3 separate regions of the Mus musculus genome follow, and all the other regions are linked to region 1. A link is a contact called in ENCODE Hi-C or POLR2A ChIA-PET data. All regions are on one chromosome and are shown on one strand. Each heading gives the region's core, a stretch centred on a gene start or an enhancer-like site at or near the end of the contact. The rest is flanking DNA. Distances are from core to core; before and after follow the strand shown.

Region 1 (4,557 bases), core at 910-3,409:
GTGCCTCTTTAGAGCAATAGAAAAATAACTGGGAAACACAGCTTTTATTAAGTTTTTATTTTATTTTTATTTGTTTTTTCAAGACATGGTTTCTCTGTGTAGTCCTGGCTGTCCTGGAGCTCACTCTGTAGACCAGGCTGGCCTTGACTCAGAAATCCACTTGCCTCTGCCTCCCAAGTACTGGGATTAAAGGCGTGCACCTACATGCCCGGCCCTTGTCATTATTTTTAAGGTTTAAAAAAAAAATGCATTGTCAAACCAAAAAAAAAAAAAGCCGAAGCCGGGCGCGTGGTAGTGCATGCCTTTAATCCCAGCATTTGGGAGGCAGAGGCAGGCGGATTTCTGAGTCAAGGCCAGCCTGGTCTACAGAGTGAGCTCCAGGACAGCCAGGGCTACACAGAAAAAACATGTCGGGGGGGGGGGCGGGGGGGGGGAAGCATTGTCGGCCTTGAAGTGGTGATATATCTCTGTTGTGTGTGTTCAAGGACTCAAACTCAGGTTGCCTGGCTTGCTTGGTTGGGGAATAAACACCCTTTACCACATTTTCAAGCCATCTCAAGCCCTTCCCTTCCCCTTCCTTCCATTTTTTTTTCTTCATTTGCTCAGGCTGGCCTTGAATTCTGATCTCCCTCCCTTTTCCAACTCCCAAAATTTGGGATTGCAGTCATGCACTTTTTTTGTTGGTGGTGGTGTCTTTGTTTTTTTCCAGGCTGGGTTTCTCAGTGTAACAGAACCCTGGCTGTCGTGGAACTCATTTTGTAGTCCAGGCTGGCCTCCAACTCACACAGATCTACCTAACCCCCAGCCCCCATCCCAGTGCGGGATTAAAGGTCCACTCCATCATGCCTGGCTTAATCATGCACTTTGTATACATGCCTTTTGTAATTAAAAAAAAAAAAAAAAAAAAAAAACAACCAAAAAACCTAACCTTTGTATTTTCTTTTTGTCAAACAGAAGGTTGGAGGCTCATGGGTAGAGGGCTTGTGTAGCACAGACAAGACCTTTGTTTCTATCTCCAGTCACCCAAAAAGTACTCTTGCCACATTTGGCTCACACCTGTAATTTCAGCACTCTGCCTCTTCCCTCTCCCTCTCTCTTGAGACAGGGTCTCACTATATAGTTCTGGTATGGATAGCTCTGGCTGTCCTGGACCTCACTATGTAGATCAGGCTAGCTTAAGAGATACACCTGCCTCTGCTTCCTGCGTGCTGTATGCCACCACCGCTCATTTCCTCCGATCTTAAGTGAGGCAGGAGAAAGAACTAGGTAGGCATAAGTGAACAGATAAGGGGTAACCGGATGGAGAGGGTATGCATTGGTGCTACTGGCACAGACATGGCACCGCACAGCCCACGTTCCTTATACAAATCCTGTCCAGACCCCTGATCATCAGTCTCTGTCGTTCCATAAGCTACACGCTAAGCCTGCAACCCAAGTAGCATTTCTGCTGGCAGGCCATGGTGACCAAAGCTTGCAGCTGAGTTCAGAGAGTAAGGGCCAAGCAGCCGGTCCGCCAGGACACTGCCGGAAAAGCGGAGGCCTGTCGTGGCCCGCAGCATTTTGGGAACATTCAACGCAGGCCCGTCATAGCCCGCAATATTTTGGGTACATTCCGGGCCTAATAGTCAGGATGCGAGGAAGCGCGGGCCAACAGTCTCAGACTCAGGGAAAACAGCTTGTAACGCTGTAGTTAAAGCCTAGGCGACACCGGGCCAGATGCTCGACTCCCCACGAACCACCAGCCAGCCGAGCACCCCCTTACAGGGCAGCGGCATAAACCAATCAGCGCCAGGAATGGCCAAATTTTTTTTTTTCCCCACCCATCCACCCAATTGAATGTTTCCTCTGAAAGGCGGTTCCGTCTAGGAGTCCTTCAGCCCAATGAGAGTTGTGGAAATTTCCAGAAAGAACAGGACCAATGGGTGCGGCCAGGCCAGCTACAATTGACGGACTAACCAACCAATCCGTGTCGTCAAGACCCGCTCCTCCCTCAGTTAGCCTAGCCCTGAAATAGGCGGGACTTGCCGCGGAGTGTCCAATCCGGAGGTGCAGAGGAGGCAGGGCTGAAGAGAAGACCCGTAAAAAACCAATGAAAGAGAAGTCACGATGATTGACTGAACTTTAAGCCTATAAAAGGGGCGAGCAGAGCCTCCTGGACGTGTTCAACCAGTGAGCAGGCGAGGAAGGGGCGGTAACCTGGGGGTCCCGGCAGCTTCTAGTAGGTTCCAGAAGGCGGCGCGTGCGGTTGGGAACGCGGAGCGGACGAATTCGATTCAACGGGGTTCCGGGCCAGGCTATGGAGCAGGTGAAGGGGGAGGGGCGGCCGGGGCCCCGGGGCAGCGCAGGCCTGTTGGCGGGGAGAAGCGAGTGGTTGGGGGGCCGGGTCGGGCGGCCGAGGCGCGGGCGTGAGAGCCGCGGTCGGGCGTGTGAGGGGAGAATGGCGAGCGCCCGTCGCCCCCGCGACCCGCCGAGTGGAGCGGGAACAGGCCTGGCCGCGGCCGGGCCCCGAAGCTTCTGGGGGCCGGGCCTCCTCAGCGCGGAGAGGCCCCTGTCGGCCGCTGCGAACTTGGAGGGATCCGGTGACCGATCACCCCAGCAGCCTTCGGGGTACACGGCATCTGTGTGCGCCCGGGAAAAGGACCCGCGCGACTGCAGAGAAGGCGGGCGCGGACAGTGTCACCAGGGCTCCCTGAGGCATACATATGTCGCCCCTCCCCCCACTTTTCGTAGTGACTGTGGGGTGACTGAGTATCCGACCCTTGGAAATTCCGTTCCCGATTACACAGGATTTAGTGGTTTTAGACAGTTGTGAGCCGATAGTGAGGAGCTAGAAGTCCCTGTCTCTACCGCTCAGCATCTGATCTGGGGCACAGAGGGAAACCTGCCGTCCTTACCTTGGTGATTTAGCTCAGGCTACAGTGGCCTGCATCTGAGGCCTGGAGAGGTTTTGTTACCTTGGAAGCTGTCATTGAACCGTTGTGATTCATCCAAACACACACATACAAAAAGAGCACAGCTTACTACTACTTTTACTGTGATGTATAAAGTAAAACCTTTTGTTCTGGAATAGTCACTGTGAGGGACCGTGGGGCCTCTCACCTTGTTAATAAGACTAAATGGAGAGGTTAATCAACTTTCTGTACCCTTGGAGTAATTAAACTGTAACTGCAGTACGGACAAGAGAGACGCTTTTTTGGTATGAGTAACACCTTGCTCTGTTACAACAAAAAGAGGTTGTTTTTCATTATCATTCATTCATTCATTGTGTGGCACTAGGGATCAAACACAGGGCCTGAATTTAGAGCTATGGTCTACCCCGTCCATCCTCCCCACCCTCCTCAGTGGGGAAAAATCCTGCCAGCCATTATACAAGTGTGCAAGTGTTCCTGTGGACTGCAAACTTACAGTAAGATGACAAATTTGAGCGTTGGGCTTAGAGATGGCTCAGTTGGTTCAGCGTTTGATGTCTAAGGATGAAGGCCTGGGTTCCGATTGCCTTTACCCACTAAATCGGTGAGGGGAGGGGAGACCCGAGCATCTCAGGCCTGTCTGTGAGCTCCAGATTCATTGAGATTCTGTCTCAGAGTAAGGTGGAGAGTGTTGGAGGAAGACCCTGACTTCCAATGTCTGCCCCATGCACTAGCATATACACAAATGCGTTTGAATATTGGAAATTGTACATTTGAGCCAGGTGGTGGTGGCATAAGTAAGCCTTTAATCCCAGCACTTGGGAGGCAGAGGCAGGTGGATTTCTGAGTTTGAGGAGAGCCTGGTCTACAGAGAGTTCCAGGACAGCTAGGGTTATACAGAGAAACCCTGTCTGGAAAATTGTACATTTGAAGAGTAGAATTCCAGGTAACTCCTACAGTGACACATAGTTTATATTTTAAGATTTAATTTTGCTAGGCATGATGGTGCACTCAATGAGGCAGAGGCAGGCTGATCTCTGAGTAAGTAAGTGGACCACCAGAGTTGTATAGTGAGACCCTGTCTTAAAAAATCCCAAAACATTATTTCTAATGCCCGGTGTGGTGGCACAGATCTTCAATCCCAACACTTGGAAGGCAGAGGCAGACAGATAGACAGCTTTGTCTATATAGTGGAGTTACAGGTCAGCTATAGCTACATAAAGAGATCCTAACTGCAAACAAAGACGAGGGGTTTTTTTTTGTTTGTTTGTTTGTTTTCAAGACAGGGTTTCTCTGTGTAGCCCTGGCTATCCTGGAAATAACTCTGTAGGCCACACTGGCCTTGAACTCAGAACTCTACCTGCCTCTGCCACCACTGCCCAGCTCAAAGATGAATATTTGTGTACTGTGTACTCTTTTTCTCCCTTGACCTTCCTGTAAAGGAATGTCATATTGGCAGTTTCCTGTCTGTTCCTTTATCTCTCCTGCATGTCATCCTCCTTTGCTGAGAATAGGGTCCGCTGCCTCTTCCTAAGTGTTGAGATTGCAGAGAAAAGCCAGCTTACATGTGCATTGGGACCTCTGTTCTGTGAAAGTTTCTAATTGGTGTACCTTGGGATTCTAAACGCATTTGCAAGAAGTACATTCT
Region 2 (4,557 bases), core at 1,030-3,529, 180 kb before region 1:
CTCTGGACTCCACCTCTTAAATGCTAGAATTACAGTTGTGGGCTACCAAGTCAGGTTTATATAGTGCTGGAGAATAGGACCCTTTTTGTGCATGCGAGGCAATCACTTTATTCCCAGCTACTTGTCTTCAATCAATGGTAAAATGATAAGTATACTTAAGATTACTATCAGTATTATTTGAGGCAGCATCTTACTATGTAGCCCTGGCTGGTTTAGAACTTGCTATTTGAGGGGCTGGTGAGATGGCTCAGTGGGTAAGAGCACCCAACTGCTCTTCCAAAGGTCTGAAGTTCAAATCCCAGCAACCACATGGTGGCTCACAACCATCTGTAACAAGATCTGACTCCCTCTTCTGGAGTGTCTGAAGACAGCTACAGTGTACTTATATAATAAATATATAAATCTTAAAAAAAAAAAAAAAAAAAAAAAAAACTGGGCTGGTGAGATGGCTCAGTGGGTAAGAGCACCCGACTGCTCTTCCGAAGGTCCAGAGTTCAAATCCCAGCAACCACATGGTGGCTCACAACCACCCGTAAGGAGATCTGACTCCCTCTTCTGGAGTGTCTGAAGACAGCTACAATGTACTTACATATAATAAATAAATAAATCTTAAAAAAAAAAAAAAAAAAAAAACTTTAAAAAAAGAAGATTTACCAGGCTGGCCTCAAACTCAGACACTCCAGAAGAGGGAGTCAGATCTCGTTACAGATGGTTGTGAGCCACCACGTGGTTGCTGGGATTTGAACTCCGGACCTTCGGAAGAGCAGTTGGGTGCTCTTACCCACTGAGCCATCTCACCAGCCCCAATAAATCTTTTTAAAAAAGAAAGAAAAGGTGTTCTAGGTAGAATGTAAAGAGTAAAAAGTCCAAAATCTGGAAGGGTGGAGAAGAGACCTAGGAGCAAGGACAAAAAACAAGCGATATTGAGAAGTCAGACAGAAGGGCAATATCCAAGATCCGGGCCTTGTCTAGAAAGCAATGGGGAGGGCTGGCAAGATGGCTCAGTGGATAAGAGCACTTACTGCTCTTCCGAAGGTCCTGAGTTCAAATCCCATTGGAGGCCCTCTTCTGGTGCATCTGAAGTCAGCTACAGTGTACTTATGTATTAATAATAAATAAATCTTTGTGCCAGAGCAAGCAGGGACTGAGTTTACAGGAGCGAGCAGAGCTGACCGGAGCAAGCAGAGGTCTTAAAAATTCAGATCCCAACAGTGACATGAAGACTCACAACCATCTGTATAGACACAGTGTAATCACATACATAAATATTTTTTTAAAGAAAGCAATGGGGAACCACTTGATCAGGTATTTGTCTAGTAAAACAAGAAGGAAGGAGAGAGGAGAAAGGAACAGAAAGAATAAAGGCAGAAGGGAGACAGGGGATAAAGAAGAGAAAGAAGAGAGGCAACAAGGCATGGAACATAGGAATAGAAGCAGAAAAGTTCAAGGTCATTCTCATCTACACGGTTTTAGGACAGCCTGGGCTACTGGAGACCTTAAAAAACCAAAACTGGCCGGGCGTGGTGGCGCATGCCTTTAATCCCAGCACTCGGGAGGCAGAGGCAGGCGGATTTCTGAGTTCAAGGACAGCCTAGTCTACAGAGTGAGTTCCAGGACAGCCAGGGCTACAGAGAGAAACCCTGTCTCGAAAAACAGAGAACAAAACAAAACAAAACAAAACTGTCCTAACACACACAAAAGGAGGAAAGCAGAAGTTGAGAACAGTTACCAGTTATGTGGAAACGGGTTTCTGAGAGGATAACAGTAAATGACAGGAGTCTCGGGGCTGGAGAGAGAGCTCAGCGCTTAGAAGCACTCGCTGCTCTTGCAGAGGTCCAGTTCAGTTCAGTTCCCAGCATCCACAAGATTACTCACTATTGCCTGAACTCCAGTTCCAGAGGATCCAACACCCTCTTTTGGCCTCTCTGCGTTCTGCATACACAGATGAACATGCTGACAAAACACTCATAAAGTAAAACTATGTTTTTAAAACTAGAGGCTTACTGGTGGCGAGCTGGAGTCACTAGTACAGTGCTGGCAGAGAGAGGATCCTAGTTAAATGAATGGAGGGAGGAGCCAAGGAGTCAATAGACTTGTAGCTTGTGTGATTGGGTGGCTATGCGTGTCACTCTCGAAGAAAGTGGAGGTGGGAGCAAAGGTGTCTCATTTCTCCTCCCATCTGTGTAGGATGATGTCGGTTGGTTGTTTCGAGGAGCGCGCCAAAAACAGCCCAGGCGGGCGAGGGGGCTTGTCCCGACGTCATTTCCGAAATACTTCCGGCTCGGGCGTCCGGCAACTTCAGCGCCGGAACTTCCGGCTGGTTCGGCCATCTTGACTCCCTGACCTTGGACTGGTCCTCGTCCGTGGTCGTTCCGCGCCGTCATGTCTGTCCTGACGCCACTGCTGCTGAGGAGCCTGACCGGCTCGGCCCGGCGGCTCATGGTGCCGCGGGCTCAGGTCCACTCGAAGCCGGCGCGGGAGCAGCTCGGGGTCCTGGTGAGCGGGACGGACCGGGAGCGGGGAGGTGGGCGAACTGTGGTAGCCTGCGACATTGGCTTAGGCCTGTCCTCAAGGCATGGATGAGACAGTCGCTCGGCTGCTCCTAAGCCCTAGGTATTTTTCCCAAGTTCCTGGATGTCAGGTCAGCCCGCTAGTTTGTTTACTCTGTTCGGCCTCTCTAAACCCGTCTCTCCTTCCATTCCCCCCCCCCCCCCACCGCAGGGGAGGGCATGCCTGGTAACTGGCAGCGACGTCATGGTTGTTACTGCTACATTTTATTATTAAGGAGGGCTGCAGAGTTCACCAGGTCTACATTCCCAGAGATGTAGGAGCATTTAGATACTAGGACAATTTTTACTTTTAAAACATTAGTTTAAAAACATGAGGCAGGGTCTCTTGTAGCCCAGGCTGACCACATTTGACTTTGAAGCGATAATCTCTTTAGTGCTGGGATAACAGGCCTGTGCCATCACTTGTGGTTTATGTGGTGCTGGGGATCAAGCCCGGGACTTTGTGTTAGGCAAGCACTTTCTTAATACTACACCGCAGCCTAGGCCCCCCCATCCCTCCCTTTTTTGGAGCTCTTCTGTTTTAAGTGACAATGGGTCATGAATCCAGATATCTGGGCATTGAATTAGGGGTAGAACCAAAGCACTGCCACTGAAGAAACAGTGACAACCAAGCCATGCCCTCTCTTACGCCCATTTAGTGGGAGGTTGAGGCATGAAAACAGAGCTCGGGAATTCAGGCCAGCTTGGGCAACATACTGAGACTCTGTCTCAAAAACAAGAGTCTGGGGGCTGGAAAGATGGCGTTTGGTGCATAGCCTCATGAAGACTGGTTCAGGTTCCAGCACCCATATAACAAGCTTGTAACTCCAGCTCCAACGCATCTGACATCCCGTCCTGACCTTGGGTAAGCATGCAAACACATACCTGTGCTCACACACATGCATCATACAAATATAGATAAAACACATCTTTAAAAGATACAAAACCCCAGCAGGGCAGTGTGGCACACGCCTATAATCCAGCACTTATGCTATAGAAGCTGTGGATCTCTGAGTTCAAGGCCAGCCTGGTCTACTGAGTGAGTTCCAGGACAGCCAGGGCTACACAGAGAAACCCTGTCTCTGTGTAGACAACAAACAACAAAAACAAAAAAAGAGAAGAAACTGTATAGAAAGCAAGGACACGTGAGAATGGTTTATTTAAGAAGTATTCGCTTCACCAGCATGAAGATTTGACATTGACTACCCAGTAACCGGCTAGTCTTTAGCCCTAGTGCTGGTAGGGGGAGAGGGGCAGGGAGCTCCCTGGATTCCACTGTTCAGCTTGTCTAGCCAAAACAGTGAACTTCAGGTTTAGTAAAAAAAAACCTGTCTCCAAAAAAAAAAGAAAGAAAGAAAGAAAGAAAGAAAAGATGGAGAGCTGTTAGATGAGATGCCAGACATCAAGCTCTGGCCTTCACCCACATGGAAAACAGCACACATACACACCAGTGAGCATAGTGGCACTTGAGTGTATTTCCAGGACCAGGGCATCAGGAACAGGAGAATCTCAAGTTTAAGCCCAGGTCTGGGTGGGGTGCATAGTAAGACTCCTGCCTGCACCCTTTCCCCCCACAGATAAATACATCTTTTTAAAAACCAAAGACCTTTATTTCAAGGCTGGAAATGGACTTGACCCAGTGTCCCCTCCATCCTTAGAGTCTCTCTGTGTCTGTATCTCCCCCTCTCCTGTGCTGGGGATTGAACCTCAGGCCCAAGTTGCTTTCTTTAGTGTGGGTCTGCTGGATTTTCTGCCTTGGTCTTTGCCACTGAGGGACTTCCCATGCCTAAGGACTACCTGAACTGGGAGTGCCTACAGAATTCTTGCCCTGAGGGATCCTTCTTTCTTGTACTCTGTGTAGGATATCACCATTGGGCTCACTTCCTGCTTCGTGTGTTGTCTTCTGCCTGCGGGCTGGGTCCTGTCACACCTGGAGAGCTACAAGAAGCGGGAGTGAAGGGAGCAGTCTTCCCTCATCCTTTGACTAGACCACTTTTGCCAGCCCACC
Region 3 (4,557 bases), core at 1,160-3,659, 160 kb before region 1:
GGGGGAGGGATCCTGGGACAGGCCTGACCTGCCCCTGTGCCACAGGAGGTGGAACCCATGTGCAAGGAGAGCGACCACATCCACATCATAGCCCTGGCCCAGGCCCTCAGTGTGTCCATCCAAGTGGAGTACATGGACCGCGGCGAGGGCGGCACCACCAACCCACACGTCTTCCCCGAGGGCTCCGAGCCCAAGGTCTACCTTCTCTACCGACCTGGACACTACGATATCCTCTACAAATAGGACCGGCTGGCCTGTTGTGCCCCGCCTGCCTCCCCTGCCAGGCGCTAGACATGTACAGAGGGTTTTCTTTCTTTCTCTTCTTTTTCTTTTTTTTTTTTTTTTTTTTTTGTGTGTGGTTGTAAATGGTCATATTTCACTCCTCCCTTCTCCTGTCATAGAACCTTCCATGTTTTATTAAAGGGGATGCTGGTGGTGAGCCCGAGTGTGCGCTTCCCTGCTCTGCCGCCCTTCCCTACCTGCCCGCTGGCTGCCTTGTGTCTGGCTGTCCCTTTCCCGAGGATGGGTCCCCAGCTTTCCAACCATCTACCCCAAGCATTCCTGCCAAGAGAAGTTGGAAGGGACCAGGCCTCTGTGGGCCCCTTCTGGTTCCTTGGAGTTCTGCTCCCATAGGCCTGCCCTTTCTTCCTTAGCCTCCCAAGGGTTTCTGTGGGAACTTGACCAGAGGTCTCAAGCCACCCATACAAAGCACTTACAGACTTGCTGTTCTGGCCAGGGCCCCAGATACAACTCTCTGCCAACCTTCAAGGGCCTGCATGATTGAGGAGTACTGGGGTGAGAGATTCATGGGAGGAGGCTGGCCTAGAGTGGGTGGAGCAGCTAGGCATCCTCTGGGCCCTGGAGGAGCTGACCTGGTGTGAGAGAGACACTCTAGTAGAGCTTGCCTGTCCCCTGTTCCCCAGAGCCCCTGCCTGTGCCTGCTCTGCACCCCCTTTGCTTGGGCCATATCTGCATTACCTGCCTTCTCCTCCCCACCCCCAGCACATGTGGGGTCTCAGCCCAGGCTGTGAGCTCCTTGGGGGCAGGCCCTCAATAAATGTGAAGTGCTGCTGCCGCTGCCTCTGCTGTCTGGCCCATGCATCTACCCTCCTGGCTCACCCAGGGCTGTTGTAGCCTCTTGAAGCAAGATGTCCAAGACACCACCCCTACCAGGGGCTACCTTGGGGGGTGGGGGGAGGAGAACCCAGCCAGACCCAGACAGTGAGGGCTGAGCCAGACAGCTTTATTAGGAGGCTTCTGAAAGGCAGGGCTGAAGGAAAGGACAGAACCCTGTGATGGCCAGGCTGGAACAAGCTGTAGGCTTCTGAGACCTCTCAAAGCTGGGAACGAATTCCTACAGGCCCGGGTGGGTCTGAGGGCAGAGCAGATAGGTTAAAGGGAATTGAGGACTTCTGAAAGCCCCAGGGTCCCCCCCCTGCCTTCACCACCCCACTGCATGGAGGTAAGCGATAGCAGATTGAGCGGGTGTTAGAGGTCCAGGTTAGTAGTGTAGCGCGGCCACACAGTACTGGGCCAGGCCCTGCTTACCAGTCCTGTTCAGGGTGGGATGTGGGAACCTCAGGCTGGAAGGCAGAGGACAGTGAGAGATGCCCCGGGGCATTGGGGGAGGGGTAGGCTGGCCTGGGGTGGCCAGGAGAAAAGGGCACATACCTACTGGGAAATAATGGGGAAGGCGCTCCCGGTAAATGCCCTCGTCCTTCTCCAGGAACACACAGATGATGAGCCGATCCACCTGTGCCAGGGAGACTTGCTCAGCTTGGGCTAGGCCTCCACTGGCCTCTCAGTGCTGGTACTGTGTGCTCCCCCAAATGCACCTGCCCTTGCGGGGTCTCTACCATGGGTACCACAGGAGATTGGAGAATTCACTGTGCCATTTATAGAAGGGGTTCAGACTGCACACTCACCCCTTCCCATCTCTGTCTCACAACAAATACGCCTGGCCTAGGGAGTGGGCTGGGGGAGGGCAGGTACTGACCCGCCACAGCTCAGCGCTAGGCACCCAGGCTTCAGCCTCACTGCCAACCTCTGTCAGGTCTCACCTTGTCCTTGTGCTGCTCCAGCCATTCCCGCAGCGAAGCCAGCACTACTTCTGCAGCCTCCTCATTGGGGTAGCCTGAGGGCAGGGTCTGGTGAGTCCACATCTGGCCCCGCCCCACCCCACCCACCTCCTCGATGAAAGGCGGGGGAGGAGCCACTGCCCACACCAGGCCTGGCTTTTCCAGACTCACCAAACACGCCTGTGGAGATGCACGGGAAAGCCTAGGGAAGAGAGGGCAAGATGACATGGGGACTTGGTTACTTGGTGCCTTCCCTGATGACCCTGACCCTGACCCTGCCGCCAGTTGACTCTTACCACTGAGCGCAGCCGGTGCTCCAGCAGCAGGTCCAGGCTGCTCAAGTAGCAGCTGCGGAGCTCGGCCGCCTGGCTGGCAGTGGGTTGGCCCACGGCGATGGGCCCCACCGTGTGGATGACATCTAGGATAGGGTGACAGTTTCAATCATTCTCTCATGCTGTCTCGCTAGAAGGACCTCACCCTTGCAGCACACACTGTGACCGCCCACCCACGTCACTGCTAGGTAGTGAAAGACCTTGACATTGCCCTCTCACTCTCCTCTCTGCTGTAACTCCAGCCATTTGCCAACTGCTATCTTGAGTGTCAGAGGGGCCAGGCCCTTACACTTAACGTTAAGACACCCCCTTGTGACTGTGGGCAGTTCCCCTCGAACACTCACACTTGGCTGGCAGCCGATAGCCGCAAGTGATCTTGGCTTTGCCGGTCTCGCAGTTCTGTAGGGTGCGGCATTCGTCCGTGAGCAGGGATCCCGCGGCCCGATGAATGCAGCCGTCCACTGCAGGGGACCGGGAGAAATGAGCTGTCGGGTTCCCTGCATCCCTGAAGAATCAGGCATGCATGACAACCCAATCCCAAGAGACTCCAAGGCTATGCACTGGCCCACTTGGCATCACAAAGTTCTCTCCAAGGCTGCTCTTGTCGCCCCTTGTTTCACATTTAGGGAAACTGAGGCTGCAAGGAGTTGCAGTGAACCCTGGAGCGAAGAGACACGGGGCGACCGGCAGGGGGCGCGCCTGGCCCACCCACTTGCTTCTCTGTCCGGTCCGAGCCGTCCGGAGGTCACTCAGATCTAAGAATCTGGTGGGATCCCAAAGCCCACCTTTTGATTAGGCCGCTTCAAAATCCAAGCCTCAATTAATCCCGTCTGAGGAGCCGAGGCCACCTAGTTCCAAATGACAGGTCCAATCCTGCGCCTGAGCCTAGGGTTTCCAACTCCTTCCCATGGGACCAGGCCTCTCAGGTGTCTATCAAACCCTGCTGGGGCAACTAGCAGACTCGTCAGCATTAGCCATCCTGCTTAACTAAGGTCAGGCTTGTTTATCCAAGGGAGGCTCTTGGGATTCTCTGTGACCCTGGGGATCCAGACCCAGATAAACAACTCCTAACGCTGCTATATTCCAGAGCCAGCAGAAGCCCAGAGGCAACTCTGCTGCTCACCCAAGAACCATGTAGCTTTGCCCAAACAGGTTGAGGCAAGTACTGGTTTGCCCCTGTCTGCTCTACCAGGATCTCAACTGCAAAATGTGGACAGTGCCCCCTGAGATGGCAGGGCTGATGGAGCCCAGGCCTATCCTTGAGAAAGTCTACTGCCTGGCATCTGGATGCACTGGCATAAAGCAAGCAAAACAAACAAATAAACAAACAAAAAATTCTGACTCCATTTTACAGACTCCTAACCCTTTCTTTCCTGCATCCTGCCCAGGATGGGGCGCCACCAACTGGACACCCCTCTCTTCTGTTTCCTGTTTCCAATTACACCTAATTTTCAACTTTCCTCAGAGCTGGCACTGGGGTGGTTTCCCAGAGTTGGAGAACCCTGGGAATGGCTCAGGGCAGGGTATTTCAGGCCCCCTGCTCTCCTCGGCAGGATTCTGCAGAGTGGGTGCTGAGTCCTGAGCCTGGGTGAAGCCTGGAGTTCCCAGGACTCGCAGTGTATCTGTTCTGGGTGGGATGTCCCAGAGGACCCAGCACTGGACAGAACAGCAGTGGCAGGGAAGGTGAGCAGCCTGAGTGACCCAGGGCTCATCACTACTTCTCTGGGTCTAACAGAGGCCCACCTCATAGGATGTTAGAAAAAATAAATGTTGCAGGGTAGGGTAGTGCCAGGGACAGAACCCAGGGCACACATCCCACCGATGAGCTATATACCTCAGTGCTAAGTAAATTGACCTTTTTTCTTTTTTCTCATATTTGTTGTGTTTTGGTTTTTATTTGAGCCATATGATCTTGTGTAGCTTGGGCTAGCCTCAATTTAAACTTAAACCCCTAACCTTCCGGCCTCCACTCTGAGCTAGGGGAGTTCACCACTATACCAGGCTCTGGTTCTTTTTATTCTATCTTCTTTCTTCCTTTTCTTTCTTTCTTCCTCTTTCTTTCTTTCTTTCTTTCTTTCTTTCTTTCTTTCTTTCTTTCTTTCTTTCTTTCTTTCTTTTTTTTTTGTTTTTTGTTTTTTTTGTTTTGT

What was found. Hi-C counts contacts between places; a loop is a spot of excess contacts on that map. ChIA-PET counts read pairs that join two places held with the same protein, here RNA polymerase II (POLR2A).
Region 2: POLR2A ChIA-PET joins it to region 1 with 16 read pairs in embryonic stem cell. The contact joins the promoter of Cox8a here to the promoter of Stip1 in region 1. POLR2A ChIA-PET finds 5 or more read pairs at or near these places in 4 of 5 experiments (Patski and embryonic stem cell).
Region 3: POLR2A ChIA-PET joins it to region 1 with 10 read pairs in Patski. The contact joins the enhancer-like site here to the promoter of Stip1 in region 1. A Hi-C loop is called at or near these places in 2 of 37 maps with a recorded cell type or tissue (CH12.LX and mouse embryonic stem cell). POLR2A ChIA-PET finds 5 or more read pairs at or near these places in 4 of 5 experiments (Patski and embryonic stem cell).

What each region holds. Positions count from the first base shown.
Region 1 is chr19:7,037,628-7,042,184 of GRCm38, reverse strand. Stip1 (stress-induced phosphoprotein 1) reads left to right here and starts at 2,159. Exons shown (of 14, transcript NM_016737.2): 1 at 2,159-2,305. The coding sequence starts at 2,297.
Region 2 is chr19:7,215,338-7,219,894 of GRCm38, reverse strand. It overlaps Cox8a (cytochrome c oxidase subunit 8A), which reads left to right and starts at 2,279. Exons shown (of 2, transcript NM_007750.2): 1 at 2,279-2,496; 2 at 4,411-4,557. The coding sequence starts at 2,383. The coding sequence ends at 4,506.
Region 3 is chr19:7,194,728-7,199,284 of GRCm38, reverse strand. Macrod1 (mono-ADP ribosylhydrolase 1) reads right to left here. Exons shown (of 11, transcript NM_134147.4): 5 at 2,755-2,871; 6 at 2,375-2,496; 7 at 2,250-2,280; 8 at 2,061-2,134; 9 at 1,672-1,753; 10 at 1,549-1,583; 11 at 1,223-1,372. The coding sequence ends at 1,579. Otub1 (OTU domain, ubiquitin aldehyde binding 1) reads left to right here. Exons shown (of 7, transcript NM_134150.2): 7 at 46-1,079. The coding sequence ends at 243. Among named protein-coding and RNA genes, the nearest start is that of Otub1, 9.3 kb to the left of the region's middle. Within about 2 kb of position 2,409, at least 1 of the 3 ENCODE cell types and tissues checked has a DNase peak (open chromatin) inside an H3K27ac peak, as active enhancers do.